Regions from separate parts of the Homo sapiens genome. Here region 2 is linked to region 1. Evidence: chromatin contacts called from ENCODE Hi-C or POLR2A ChIA-PET data. All regions are on one chromosome and are shown on one strand. The core of a region is the stretch at or near the end of the contact, and the rest is flanking DNA. Distances in the headings are between cores, read along the strand shown. Region 1 overlaps STAP2 (signal transducing adaptor family member 2). Region 2 holds the start of DUS3L (dihydrouridine synthase 3 like).

Region 1 (6,173 bases), core at 2,988-5,487:
GAGCTGCCCTCCGCGGCCCAGGGGGAGGAGAGGGTGGTGCTGGGCGCTGGGGTTTGAAGCTGAGCCCCTCCCCCCTCCCCCCGCTGTCCCTCAGGTATGGTGTGGCAGCTTCCAGGTGACGACAGGCCTGCAGGTCCCCAGTGCTGTGCGCTGCCTGCAAAAGCGAGGCAGTGCTACCAGCAGCTCCAACACCAGCCTCACCTAGGCCCCCAGGCACCCACCCAGCTGGGGTGTTTTTGGGGGAGTCGCCGCCAAGCCCAGGCTGCTGGAGCCAGGCACCCTCCTCTGTCACTTGCTGCTTGGAGCCTTAACTCCAGATGGGGGGGTCACCAAGAGGGAGTGGGCACCCTGGCGGGCCCTCTCCCCACCTCACCTCTTAATAAAGGTCAGACACTGGCCAGGCGAGGCCGCGGTGCTGGTTCTTTGGGCCTGGGTGTGGCACCGGGACCTCATCCTTCCCAGCTGTAAAATGGGCTTTTCTCACAGAATATGGTGGTAGATTTCACTGAGCTGAGGGTCACTGGGAGTAAATGGGGCCATCCGTAGGCAGACATCTGACGGACCCCTCGTCCCCTAATCCCCCAAGCCAAGCCAGACACATGGGTCCTGGGGTCAGAGTTTTAATCCTGGGAAAAAGAATCTGGCCGCTGGGCCATGCCCTGGGACTAGCCCGCTGGTCCCTGGTGTGTCCGAATCAGTGCTCCAGTGCCCGCCTCTTCTCCAGCTTCTTCTGTAGCTCTGCCGTCATGTCTGCCAGCCCTGGGGGTTCAGGACCAGGAGCTGCAGCTGGCTCAGGGATCCCCAGTCCATGCCCACCGCCCTGACAGCCACCCAGGACCAGCTACAGATTTGCAGGGCCCCGTGCAACAGGACAGTGTGCTCGAAGGCATTAAGAATTTCAAGACAGAGACAGCAGAACCTTAAAAGACAGGGCGCTTCGGAGTGTGGGGACTTGTGTGACTGTACGGTCACACACCTGGGAAGCCCGCCCCGCACTGACCCCGCAGACCCCTTACCGGCTGTGGGGAAGAGAGGCTGGGCTGAACTGACTGGCAGCTTCCTGCCCAAGCCACCATTAAAGACTTTGGGCTCTGGAAGAGAAGACAGATGAGGCCAGGTGTGGTGGCTCACGCCGGTAATCCCAGCACTTTGGGAGGCTGAGGTGGGTGGATCACTTGAGGTCAGGAGTTCGAGACCAGCCTGGGCAACATGGTGAAACCCCTTCTCTACTAAAAATACAAAAATTAGATGGACGTGGTGGCAGGTGCCTGTAATCCCAGCTACTTGGGAGGCTGAGGCAGGAGAATCACTTGAACCCGGCAGACAGAGGTTGCAGTGAGCTGAGATCGCGCCACTGCCTGGGCAACAGAGTGAGACTCCATCTCAAAACAAAAAACAACAATAAAGACAGATGAGCTGGGTGCGGTGGCTCACGCCTGTAATCCCAGCACTTTGGGAGGCCGAGGTGGGCGGATCACGAGGTCAGGAGATCAAGACCATCCTGGCTAACATGGTGAAACCCCGTCTCTACTAAAAATACAAAAAAAAAAATTAGCTGGGCATGGTGGCGGGCACCTGTAGTCCCAGCTACTGGAGAGGCTGAGGCAGGAGAATGGCGTGAACCCAGGAGGCGGAGCTTGCAGTGAGCCAAGGTTGTGCCACTGCACTCCAGCCTGGGCGACAGAGTGAGACTGTCTCAAAAAAAAAAAAAAAAGTCAGATGAGGGCTGAGGCTGGCCTGCCATCAGGTGAGGGTGGGATATGGGGGGGACCCCAACCTGGCTTGGGTCCAACGGGTGGCTTTGGAAGCTTGGCAGGAGGCTTTGGCAACTTCTTTGGCTTCAGGATGACTGGCCAACTAGAGGAAGCCACTGCGTGGACAAAAGTGTAACGTGTCACATCAGCTGTTAACCTGTTTCCCCAACCCCCAGCTCTCAGCAGCTCTGTTCCCCACCCACCATCTTGGTTCTCATAGTCAACAGCTGGGCCATCTCCAATGGGGGTCACGTAGTTCTCTTCCTGGTTCGGTAGTGGGGGCAGTGGGGGCAGCTTGTCCTGGCTAGACGCAGGTGACAGCGGCTTGGGGCCACCTGTGCAGGGTGCAGGACCTGATGGGGAAACGTGGTCACTGTCAAGACCCATGTCATACAGGGACACCTTGCAGGTTGGCGGGGGGGTCTGTGTGCATGCCTGGAGACAGGCATGTGTCCCTGTGTGTCTGTGTGTGTGCCCATGTATAAGTCTGTGTCTGGGCCGGGCGCGGTGGCTCACGCCTGTAATCCCAGCACTTTGGGAGGCCAGGGTGGGCGGATCACCTGAGGTCAGGGGTTCAAGACCAGCCTGGCCAATATGGTGAAACCCCGTCTCTACTAAAAATACAAAAATTAGCTTGGCGTGGTGGCAGGCTCCTGTAATCGCAGCTACTCGGGGCTGAGGCAGGAGAATCGCTTGAACCTGGGAGGGAGAGGTTGCAGTGAGCCGAGATTGCGCCACTGCACTCCAGCCTGGGTGACAGAGCAAGACTCCATCTCAAAAAAAAAAAAAAGTCTTTGTGTGGCATACACGTGTACACTAATTGAATCTAGATAAGTTAAAGTGCAACGTTTGTACACACACACCTGTGGTGTGTATACGTGTGTGACTGCACGCCTGCTGAGGTGGCTGCTTTAGTCCTTGTCTACATGAGTGCGTTTTGCCCGTGTATCTACACGTGTCCGAGTTTGTGCCGGTGCACGGACGTATCTGCATTTATGTGTACACATGTGATTGTGGCATGACACAGGTGTATCTGTGCTACATAGCATTTGTATGTGACTGGAATTGGGGCACACGTGTATTTATGCATGTGTGATCTGTTGTGCCCGCACAAGTGTGTGTCACCTTCTGGCTAGGCAGGTGGCCACAGTTGCATGGATCATGCATGTGTAATGTGTGTGTGGATGTGGCACTTGGGGGTCCTTGCATACGCCCAGACCAGGGAAGACCAGACAACCCACGCTACATTCCTTTCTAGTGTGTTCTCTGCCTCCTCTTCCCACTCCATAAACAGGACCGATTTCCACCTCTTTCCCAACACCCACCCGGATTCTCGGTCCCTGTGGGGCTACTGCTTGTCCGGGTGTACCCTCTGACCCCTCAATGCCCATTTCTACCTAAGGAGATCCTTTGGGACCATCTGCAAAGACCCACTCTTCTGGGAAGCTTTCCCTGCTCTGCCCCCATCTTCTCCCGAACTCTAGGCGCCTCCCCCGAGCCCAGGTTTTTCCTCCACCCCAAATTCAACCCTACAGGATGAGAGTGTCTGTGTTTAGCTCTGTCCCAAGCTGGGACCCCCGCCCCCTCCCCCACACACACACCCTGACGGCAGGGTCTGAGTCATTTCTGTCCCTGCAACTTTGGGAACATCAGATGCAGGAGGTGCAGCCACCAAACTGACTGAGGGGGCGTGGCTGAATGCGGGGTCCTCGATCCCTCCCACCTCGGCCCGCGGGAAGGGGGCGTCACCTGGGCCCGGAGCGGAGGGCGCCACCCACACATTCTCGCCATTCTCCTTATCGGCTTCCACGTAGCCTGGAACAGAGAGGGCGGCCTGGAGGAAGCGCGGCGGCCAGGGGCGGCCCGGTCCGTCCGAGCGGGGGCGGGAGAGGTGAGCACTGGGCCCCCGAACTCCCCGAAGGGGCACCCACCTAGCACCTTCTCGTAGTCCTCGTCTAACAGGAATGGCACCAGCGCCTTTTTGGTATGCGACACGAAATAGTTGACCACGGCGTCCAGGGAGGTGCAAGAGAACTGGGGGCAGATGGGGGAGCGGTCAGGCTGCTGGAGAAGGGACGCGGACCCCACAAAGTCACTTCTAGGGACTCTGGCCCAACGCTCACCGGCTGTTCCACATCGATCACGTACTTGGGGCCCTCCCGCTTCACCTTGTAATGCCGGACCACGTGCGTCCTGCACCAGGAGAAAGCGAGTGAGTGGCTCAGCCCAGGCTCCCACACCGCCCCTCAGGGAAGGCCCCGCCCCAACTCCAGGCTCCGCCTCCAATAGAAACAGGTCCATACTGGCTCCGCCCCCACAGAAGGCCCCGCCACTGACTGGTTCCACCCCATAAAGGACCTAAGCCCCGTTGACCTCCCGGAGCACTGACTGCCCGATCCCAGCACTGCTCCCAGCGGGGACCAGGCCCGACCGACCCACCCCCACAGAAGACCCCACCTCTAGTCTTGGCACCACCTCCAGCGAGGGACCAGGCCAGACTGACAACACCCTAGGAAAGGTCCGCCCCTAATTCTGGCACCGCGCCTAGGGAGAACCAGGCCCTAAAGACCCCGCCCCAGGTAGGCCCCGCCCCCTGTAATGGCTCCACCCCCAGGCACCGACTCTACCTTCTACATCGCCTTGCCCAACCCTGGACTGGGCTTGAGAATTTGGCATAAGGCTCTGACTTCGCCCCCAGGGCTGGCTCCGCCTCCATAGCCCTACTCAACTTCCAAAAAGGATCACGGCCATGACTCCCCCCCGTAGATCCTGACGCTGCCCAAAGAGCCCATTCCCATCCCTGGATTTGACTTCATCCCCTCCAGTGGCCCAGACCTGGCCCCTGCGTACCTGACGTTCCGGAGGGGCCGATCCTAACCTAGGAGTCTGACTCCACCTACAGGGAGTCCCAGCTCCTAACCCAAGACCTGGCTCTTCCTGCAAAGGAGTCGGCCTGGGCTCTACCTTCTTCCCTAGGCATTAACCCCATACCTGGGGCAAGGCCAGCCTCAGGATCCCACGACCCCGGAGCTCTGATCCCGCCCCCAGCCCTCCCTGCCCAGCTCTGACTCCGCCCCCATGCTCCCCTGCCTAGCATTGACTCCACCCCTCCCCCAGCCCGCCCACCCCAGCTCTGACTCCGCCCCAACACGCCCAGCGTAGCTCTGATTCCGCCACCAGTGTACTCTGCTCAGCTCTGACTCCACCCGCCCCAGCTCGCCCAGCCCAGCTCTGACTCCTCCCCCAATCCGCCCAGCCCAGCTCTGACTCCTCCCCCAATCCGCCCACCTCAGCTCTGACTCCTCCCCCAATCCGCCCAGCTCAGCTCTGACTCCGTCCCCAGACGCCCGTCTCGGCTCTGGCTCCGTCCCCTGGCCTACCCACTAGCGGGTCGGACTCCGCCCCTGCTTCTGACCACGCCCCCGCGCCCACCCTCTTCCCACCCTCCTCCCACCCAGGGCTCTCCAGACGCGCATGCGCACCCGTTGTGCATCTGCCGCGTGGTGACCGACACGCCGTCGGCGCCGTCCCCGCTGGGCCGCAGCAGCAGGTTCCCGCACTCGGGGTAGCGCTCCAGGAGCAGTTGTGCCTCCAGCCGGCTCACCTTCAGGAAGCACCTGTGGCGGGCCGCGTCACCCACTCGGGACCCCGGAGACCAAGTCCGCTCTTCTGCACGTAAACCCTGCCTCCTCTGAGACCCAGCCCCATCCCCATCCCCTAGGCCCAGGAGACCCTGCCCTGCTCTCCAGACCCAGGCCCCTCCCACGGAGACCCAGTCCGGCCTTCCAGGCTCCTAGTTTTTGTGGGGTTTTTTGTTTTTTTTTTGAGACAGGGTTTCGCTCTTGTTGCCCAGGCTGGAGTGCAATGGCGCTATCTCGGCTCACCGCAACCTCCGCCTCCCGGGTTCAAGCGATTCCCCTTCCTCACAGGCCCGGCTAATTTTTGTATTTTTAGTAGAGACGGGATTTCTCCATGTTGGTCAGGCTGGTCTCAAACTCCCTACCTCAGGTGATCCGCCCGCCTCGGCTTCCCAAGGTGCTGGGATTACAGGCGTGAGCCACTGCATCTGGCCGGGTTTTTTGGTTTTTTTTTTCTTTAGAGATGGGGTCTCGCTATGTTGCCCAGGATGGGTCTCGAACTGGGTAAAAGCAATCCTCCCGCCTCGACCTCCCAAAACGCTGAGATGACAGGCGCGAGCCACCGCGGCCAGCCAGGCTCTTAATTCTGGCCCCGGAGATGCAGCTCCAACCCCTAGGGAGACCCAGCCCTGCCTCGTAGGCACCTAGAGCCTCCCCTGGAGATCCTGTCCCGCCCTCCAAACACCTAGACCTTACCCTGGAGGCCCTGCCCGCCTCCCTGATCACCAAGAACCGCCCACAAAGACGATGCTCCGCCCCCCATCCAGGCCCCGCCTCTAGG
Region 2 (6,471 bases), core at 906-3,405, 1.5 Mb after region 1:
TGTCCAGCTCTTTCTGTCCCCACCTCCTGAGGGCTGGGCCCAGGACAGAGCACAGAGAGGGAGACTCAGCCAGGAGCTCCCTCAAGGCACACAGCCTCTGACTCCCAGGCAGCTAGAACAGGAACGTGGACACAGCTGGTATTTAATAGACGCACACCAGATGGACAGATCTGCTACTGACGTTGTCCTCAACACGTACCCGCTTCTTCTCACAGGGCCGCAGCCTGACCACGTCCTCATCCGTCAGGGGCCCGCAGGTCCGCACGGGGCTGCTGGGAGGGGTGCTAGTGCCCGGCCCTGCGGGGACCTGCTGGGCACCACAGTTTTCCTGCCTGGGAGCGCCCTCGGCTGCCGTGCCCTCGGGGACAGCGGCAGCGGGTGTGGGGCCCTGGCTGAACCGGCGCAGGGCCTGCTCAGCTCGCTCGAAGCGGACCTCGCGCTTCCGCAGCTGCTGCTGCAGGGCTTTGTCCAGGCCGTTGCGGATGGACGGGGGCTGGGTCCCGCGGGCCGCCAACTCCTCCTGCACCAGGTTCTGTCCCTCGGGCCTCAGGTGGGCCCCAGCGAAGCGGCAGGTCACGCCGTAGGGGCACCGGCCGAAGGTCTCGAAGAGCACGCAGCGGGGGCCCAGGTCGGCCGGCTTGGTCTCCAGGTAGCGCCCCACGTCGTGCAGAAAGCGGCAGCGATCACCGAAGAAACACTTAGCAGCCGACTCCTGCGAGGAAACAGGGAAGCAGTGAGGGAGGACAGGGAGACCCCGGGGCAGCCCAGCAGCCAGGGTTCAAACTCTAGATCACCCCTCCTGGCTCTTGTGTCCCTGAGCAAGTCAGGCACCTCACCGTGCCTCTGCATCTCCATTTATACAATGAGAACAATGACAAGCCCTACAATGTATCCCGAGGAGAATGAAGACGGAATGGCATCAGAGCAAGCTCACTGCTCGTTGCTGAAGGCCCAGGAGCTTTCTAACAATTACCCGCTGCCAGGAAACACACCCTGCTCCTGCCTGCCCCGGCAGGAATGCTCACGTGGCCGCACTTGCCTGGATTAGGGAGGGACACAGCCTGTTCTTGTCGTAGTTCGTGGGCTTCACATGGGGCCGGCCCTTGTTTTGTCCCCGGGCCCTCTTCTGAGTCTGTAGCTGCTCCCCGGGCTCTGCTGCCTCCTCCGTCTGCCCGTCCGCCGTCTGTCCATCCTCCAGTCGGATCCGCTTAGCCTCAGGCTCAGCCAGCTCATTGCCAGCAGGGTCTCCTACCTCGGTTTCCCGGCAAGTCTTCTCCTGCCCTTTGGCTTCCAGGAATTGGTGAAACTGCTCCTTGGTGGTGAGGTATCTGCCGACAGAAAGGGAAAGGAAAACCCTCCGAACATAGTCAATAAACACTGGGGAAAGGAGGCTAGAAACACTTGCACGTCCTTAAATCCTTCTGCTGATGGGGAGCTCACTACTTAAGAACCAGCCAGCTCCCAGCCTGGGAGCCCCTCACGGCCTCAAAAAAGACCTATTTTGTCCCTGGGTCCTCACTGTCCAAAGTGTTGCGCGAAACTATTATCAGGTTCAGTCAAGAACGTCCCTGCGCACGTTAGGCTGCGAAAAACTACAATTCCCAGCATGCCTTGAAGCGGAGTCTAAGCCACCACATTTCCCAGCACGCCTTTCGGCCCTTCAAACACCGCAGGCCCCAGCACGCCCCGCGGCACTCGCTTCAACCCCAAGACCCGCCAGTAACGGCCGCTGGCAGAGCACATGCGCCGTACGTCCATATGCAGGGACTACAATCCCCAGTATGCAGCGCGGGCCTGGCCTCAAATCCCACCTGCCCTAGCATGCACGTGGTGTCCTTCGCGCATGTGACAGGCCCCAACGTGCACGATCTCAGGTACCTCCGCTGACCACCCTGCAGGCGGAAGAACGGCCCGGAATGAAGAGCCGGTGGCTTCTCGCCCTCAGCCGCTGCCTAATCTCCCGGCATGCACAGCTCGGACCGCGCTATGGGTGCCGGAAAAGGCCCTTCAGCTTCCCTCCTGCCCCGGCGACTCACTGACGCTTAATGGGCGCCACTCCTCGTTCCAAAGCTCCGGCTCCCGAGTCGCCACCACCACCATTCTCTAGAGGAGCCTCCGCCGTTCCCTCCGCCATCGGCGCCCCTCACATCCGCTCTGGAGTGTGGCGGGAAGACCTTCCGGGTCACGCGTGTCTTCCCTGATTGTGCTGGGGAAGTGCGCATGCTCATGTCGTTCCAATGACGCCATTGCTCGCTCGTGACGCCACGGGGGCGGTGCCTGCACATGGGTGGAGCCTCAGGTCCTATATAAACTAGAGCCTGGCCAATTGCGAACTGGACTGCAATCAGCTTCTGGACTGAGGAAATTTAACTGTTAGGGTGTTTTGGAGGTTTTTGTCTTTGTTGTTCTGTTGAAACGGTTTCGTTCTGTCGCCCAGGCTGGAGTGCAGCGGTACGATCACGACTCACCGCAGCCTCGTCCTGGGCTCAAGCTATCCTCCCACCTCAGCCTCCCAAGTAGCTGCGTCTACAGACATGCACCAATAGGCCTGGATAATTTTTAAATTTTTTGTAGAGACGAGGTCTTGCCAGGTTGCCCAGGCTGATCTTGAACTCTTGGGCTCAAGCGATTCTCCCACTTTGGCCTCCCAAGCATTGGGATTACAGGCGTGAGCCATGGTTCCCGGCCCCTGCTAGGGTTTTTAAAAATGTAAATTAGGGGTCGGGAGCGGTGGCTCACGCCTGTAATCCCAGCACTTTGGGAAGCCGAAGCGGGCGGATCACTTGAGGTCAGCAGTTTGAGACCAGCCTGGCCAACATGGTGAAACCCCGTCTCCACTAAAAATATAAAAAATTAGCTGGGCGTTGTGGCACATACCTGTAATCCCAGCTACTTGGGAGGCTGAGGCAGGAGAATCGCTTGAACCCGGGAGGTGGAGGTTGCAGTGAGCTGAGATCACGCCATTGCACTCCAGCCTGAGGGACAGAGCGAGACTGTCTCTAAATAAATAAATAAATAAGGCCGGGTGTGGTGGCTCACGCCTGTAATCCCAGCACTTTGGGAGGCCGAGGTGGGCACGTCAGGAGTTCGAGACCAGCCTGGCCAACATGGCGAAACCCCGTCTCTACTAAAAATACAAAAATTAGCCAGGCATGGTGATGGGCGCCTGTAATCCCAGCTACTCAGGAGGCTGACGCAGGAGAATCGCTTGAACCTGGGAGGCGGAGGTTACGGTGAGCCGAGATCGGCCGTTTCACTCCAGCCTGGGCGACAGAGCAAGACTCCATCTCAAAAAAAAAAAAAAAAAGTAAATTACACTACTTTTATGCAGGACATTAGTTTCAACAAATAATTAGTTGAGCATCTGTATGCCAGATGCTGTGCTAGATGCTGGGGGCGTGGTAGTAAACAAAACGGAGAAATCATTACCTTTAAGAGCTAACTTGGGAGTCGGAAACACAGACGAAAAACATAATACTCCTCGGAATTTTGGAGATTGGTTCCAAGACCGCATATACCAAAATCCGCGTATACTCGTCCCCCAGTTGCCCAACAGAATCCCTGTATAGGAAAAATCCGCCCTTTGTATCCGCAGGTTTCCCATCCTGCCTCCGCATTTGGTAGGGGTTAAAGAACCCGCGGATACGGATGGCCAACTGTATTTTATTTTTCGAAGGCCACTTATAAGTGGATGGATGCAATTCAAACCCGCGTTGTTCGCGGGTCAACTGTACATAAGTAAATTAAACCGTAAGTGAGTAGGTAATAAAGCAGTAAGGTGGATTGGGAATGCCACCCTTGGCTGTTGGAATTTTTTTCTTTTTTTTTTTTTTAAGAGGAAGTCTCGCTCTGTCACCCAGGCTGCAGTGCAGTGGCGCGATCTCGGCTCACTGCAACCTCCACCTTTCCGGTTCAAGCGATTCTCCTTTCTCTGCCTCCCAGGTAGCTGGGATTACAGACGCCCACTACTATGCCTGGCTAAATTTTGTATTTTTAGTACAGATGGGGTTTCATCATGTTGGCCAGGCTGGTCTTAAACTCCTGGCCTCAAGTGATCCACCTGCCTTGAGTGTGAGTCACCGCACCCAGCCACATTTTAATTGTTTTTGAGAGACAGAGTTTATTTATTTATTTAAATTTATTTATTTACTTATTTATTTTTAAAAATAGACTTATTTATTTATTTTTTGAGACAGAATCTTGCTCTGTTGCCCAGGCTGGAGTACAGTGGCGCAATTATAGCTCACTGCTGCAGTTGCAGTTGTTAACAGGCTGGCAAGGGAAGGCTTCCTGGGGAAGGTCATGTTTGAGAGTATTTGGAAGAGCTGTGGGAGAGAGTTGTAGGGATATCAGAGGGAAAAGTGTCCCAGGTGGAGGCAACAGCCAGTGCAAAGGCCCTGAGGCAGGAGGAAACGTCCTGGCATGTTGGAGGAACATTGAGGAGGCCCATGTGGTTGGAGCAGAGAGTCCAAGGAGGACAGAAGGAGGAGGCCAGGGGAGGGAGGTGAAAAGGTGCAGGTTTTGCAGGACCCAGTGCACTTTGAGAAGGACTTGGTCTTCTTCTACGTGAGTGAAATGAGAGCCACGGAAGGCTGTGCGCCAAGGAAAGCTGGATCTACTCAGCATTTCCCAGCGTCCCCACCAAGCCCTGCTGTGCCCCCTAAAACTCCCTATTCCTGGAGAAGCTTTGGTGTGCACAGGAAATTCAGGGTTCTGGACTCAGCCAAGTTTGAATCCCCGCCCCTCCACTTACCAGCTGGAAACATTGGGCATCTCATTTAGCCCCCTCATACCCCAGTCACCTCATCAATAAAATGGGCCAGATAAAAGTATCTCCCTTAGGCTGGGCGCGGTGGCTCACGCCTGTAATCCCAGCACTTTTGGAGGGCGAGGCGGGCGGATCACGAGGTCAAGAGATCGAGACCAGCCTGGCCAACATGGTGAAACCCCGTCTCTACTAAAAATACAAAAATTAGCTGGGTGTGGTGGCACACGCCTGTAATCCCAGCTACTTGTGAGGCTGAGGCAGGAGAATCGCTTGAACATGGGAGGTGGAGCTTGCAGTGAGCCAAGATCGCGCGACTGCACTCCAGCCTGGTGACAGAGAGAGACTCTGTCTCAAAAAAAAAAAAAAAAAAAGAAACAAAAACAGATGGGGAAACTGAGGCCCAAAGAGGGAAGGGATTTGCCCGAGGCCACAACAGGCTTGGAACCTGCTTTTACAGGACCTGGGAGAAAGTTGAGGGGAGAGCGGGCAGTTTGTCTTCCATCTCTGGCCTTGGCTGCCCTCTGTAGGACAACCTGGGAATAAAACGGTGGAACCCGGGAATCTAAAAGTGCAAAAGGCCGGGCACCTTGGCTTAATGCTGTAATCCTAGCCCTTTGGAGACAGGAGGATCGCTTGAGGCCAGCAGTTCCAGACCAGCAGCCTTGGCCACTTAGAGAGGAGACCCCTTCTCTGCAAAAAAAATGGAAAAACTAGCTGGGCAAGGTGGCATGCACCTGTGGATCTAGCTACTTGGGAGGCTGAGGCAGGATTGCTTGAGCCTGGAAGGTCGATGCTGCAGTGAGCTACGATTGTGCCACTGCACTCCAGCCTGGGCAACAAAGTGAGACCCTGTCTCTAAAAATAAATAAATAAATGGCTAGGTGTGGTGGCTTATGTAATCCCAGTACTTTGGGAAACCGAAGCGGTTGAGTCACTTGAGGTCAGGAGTTCAAGACCAGCCTGGGCAACATGTTGAAACCCTGTCTCTACTAACAATACACAAAAATTAGCCGGGTGTGGTGGCAGGTGCTTGTAATCCCAGCTACTGGAGAGGCTGAGGCATGAGAATCACTTGAACCCGGGAGGCGGAGGTTGCAGTGAGCTGAGATCGTGCCACTCCACTCCAGCTTGGACAACAGAGTGAGCTCCCGTCTCAAAAAAATATATATATACACATAATAAAAATTAAAAATAAATCAATAAAACCAGAAGAAACCAAAGCAGTCAGGGTGAGACTTTTTTTTTTTTTTTTGAGATTAAGTCTCGCTCTTGTTGCCCAGGCTAGAGTGCAATGGCACGATCTCAGCTCACTGCGACCTCCGCCTCCTGGGTTCAAGCCATTCTCCTGCCTCCGCCTCCTGAGTAGCTGGGATTACAGGCACCCGCCACCATGCCTGGCTAATTTTGTATTTTTAGTAGAGATGGGGTTTCACCATATTGGCCAGGCTGGTCTCGAACTCCTGACCTCAGGCAATCCACCCATCTTGGCCTCCCAAAGTGCTGGGATTACAGGTGTGAGTCACCGCGCCTGGCCGGGGTGAGACTTCTTGTCCAGCTGGGCTTGTCCACCATCCAGGGATGGGTACTCCTCCCTCCAGGGGTGCCTTTCCGTTCCCCTCTGAGGTTCTCCCACTTTTCTTTCTTATCATGTCACTACTACCCCAGACAGCTTTGAGGAGACAATTGTCAGATGGCAGAAACTG

The links. Hi-C counts contacts between places; a loop is a spot of excess contacts on that map. ChIA-PET counts read pairs that join two places held with the same protein, here RNA polymerase II (POLR2A). Pooled maps may share reads with other maps.
Region 2: a loop to region 1 is called in a map with no recorded cell type, with 16 times the contacts of the local background. The contact joins the promoter of DUS3L here to the enhancer-like site in region 1. A Hi-C loop is called at or near these places in 1 of 37 single-sample maps with no recorded cell type and 4 of 50 pooled maps. POLR2A ChIA-PET finds 5 or more read pairs at or near these places in 1 of 52 experiments (activated T-cell).

Annotation. Positions count from the first base shown.
Region 1 is chr19:4,323,439-4,329,611 of GRCh38, forward strand. It overlaps STAP2 (signal transducing adaptor family member 2), which reads right to left. Exons shown (of 13, transcript NM_001013841.2): 6 at 5,237-5,371; 7 at 3,878-3,947; 8 at 3,686-3,788; 9 at 3,504-3,569; 10 at 1,958-2,107; 11 at 1,778-1,870; 12 at 1,017-1,091; 13 at 605-759. The coding sequence ends at 695. It overlaps FSD1 (fibronectin type III and SPRY domain containing 1), which reads left to right. Exons shown (of 13, transcript NM_024333.3): 13 at 95-398. The coding sequence ends at 205. Among named protein-coding and RNA genes, the nearest start is that of STAP2, 12 kb to the right of the region's middle. RefSeq lists an enhancer at 3,091-4,072 and a silencer at 5,042-5,291. Within about 2 kb of position 4,238, at least 7 of the 41 ENCODE cell types and tissues checked have a DNase peak (open chromatin) inside an H3K27ac peak, as active enhancers do.
Region 2 is chr19:5,789,008-5,795,478 of GRCh38, forward strand. DUS3L (dihydrouridine synthase 3 like) reads right to left here and starts at 2,156. Exons shown (of 13, transcript NM_020175.3): 1 at 2,037-2,156; 2 at 1,040-1,328; 3 at 200-712. The coding sequence starts at 2,134. RefSeq lists an enhancer at 1,879-2,338.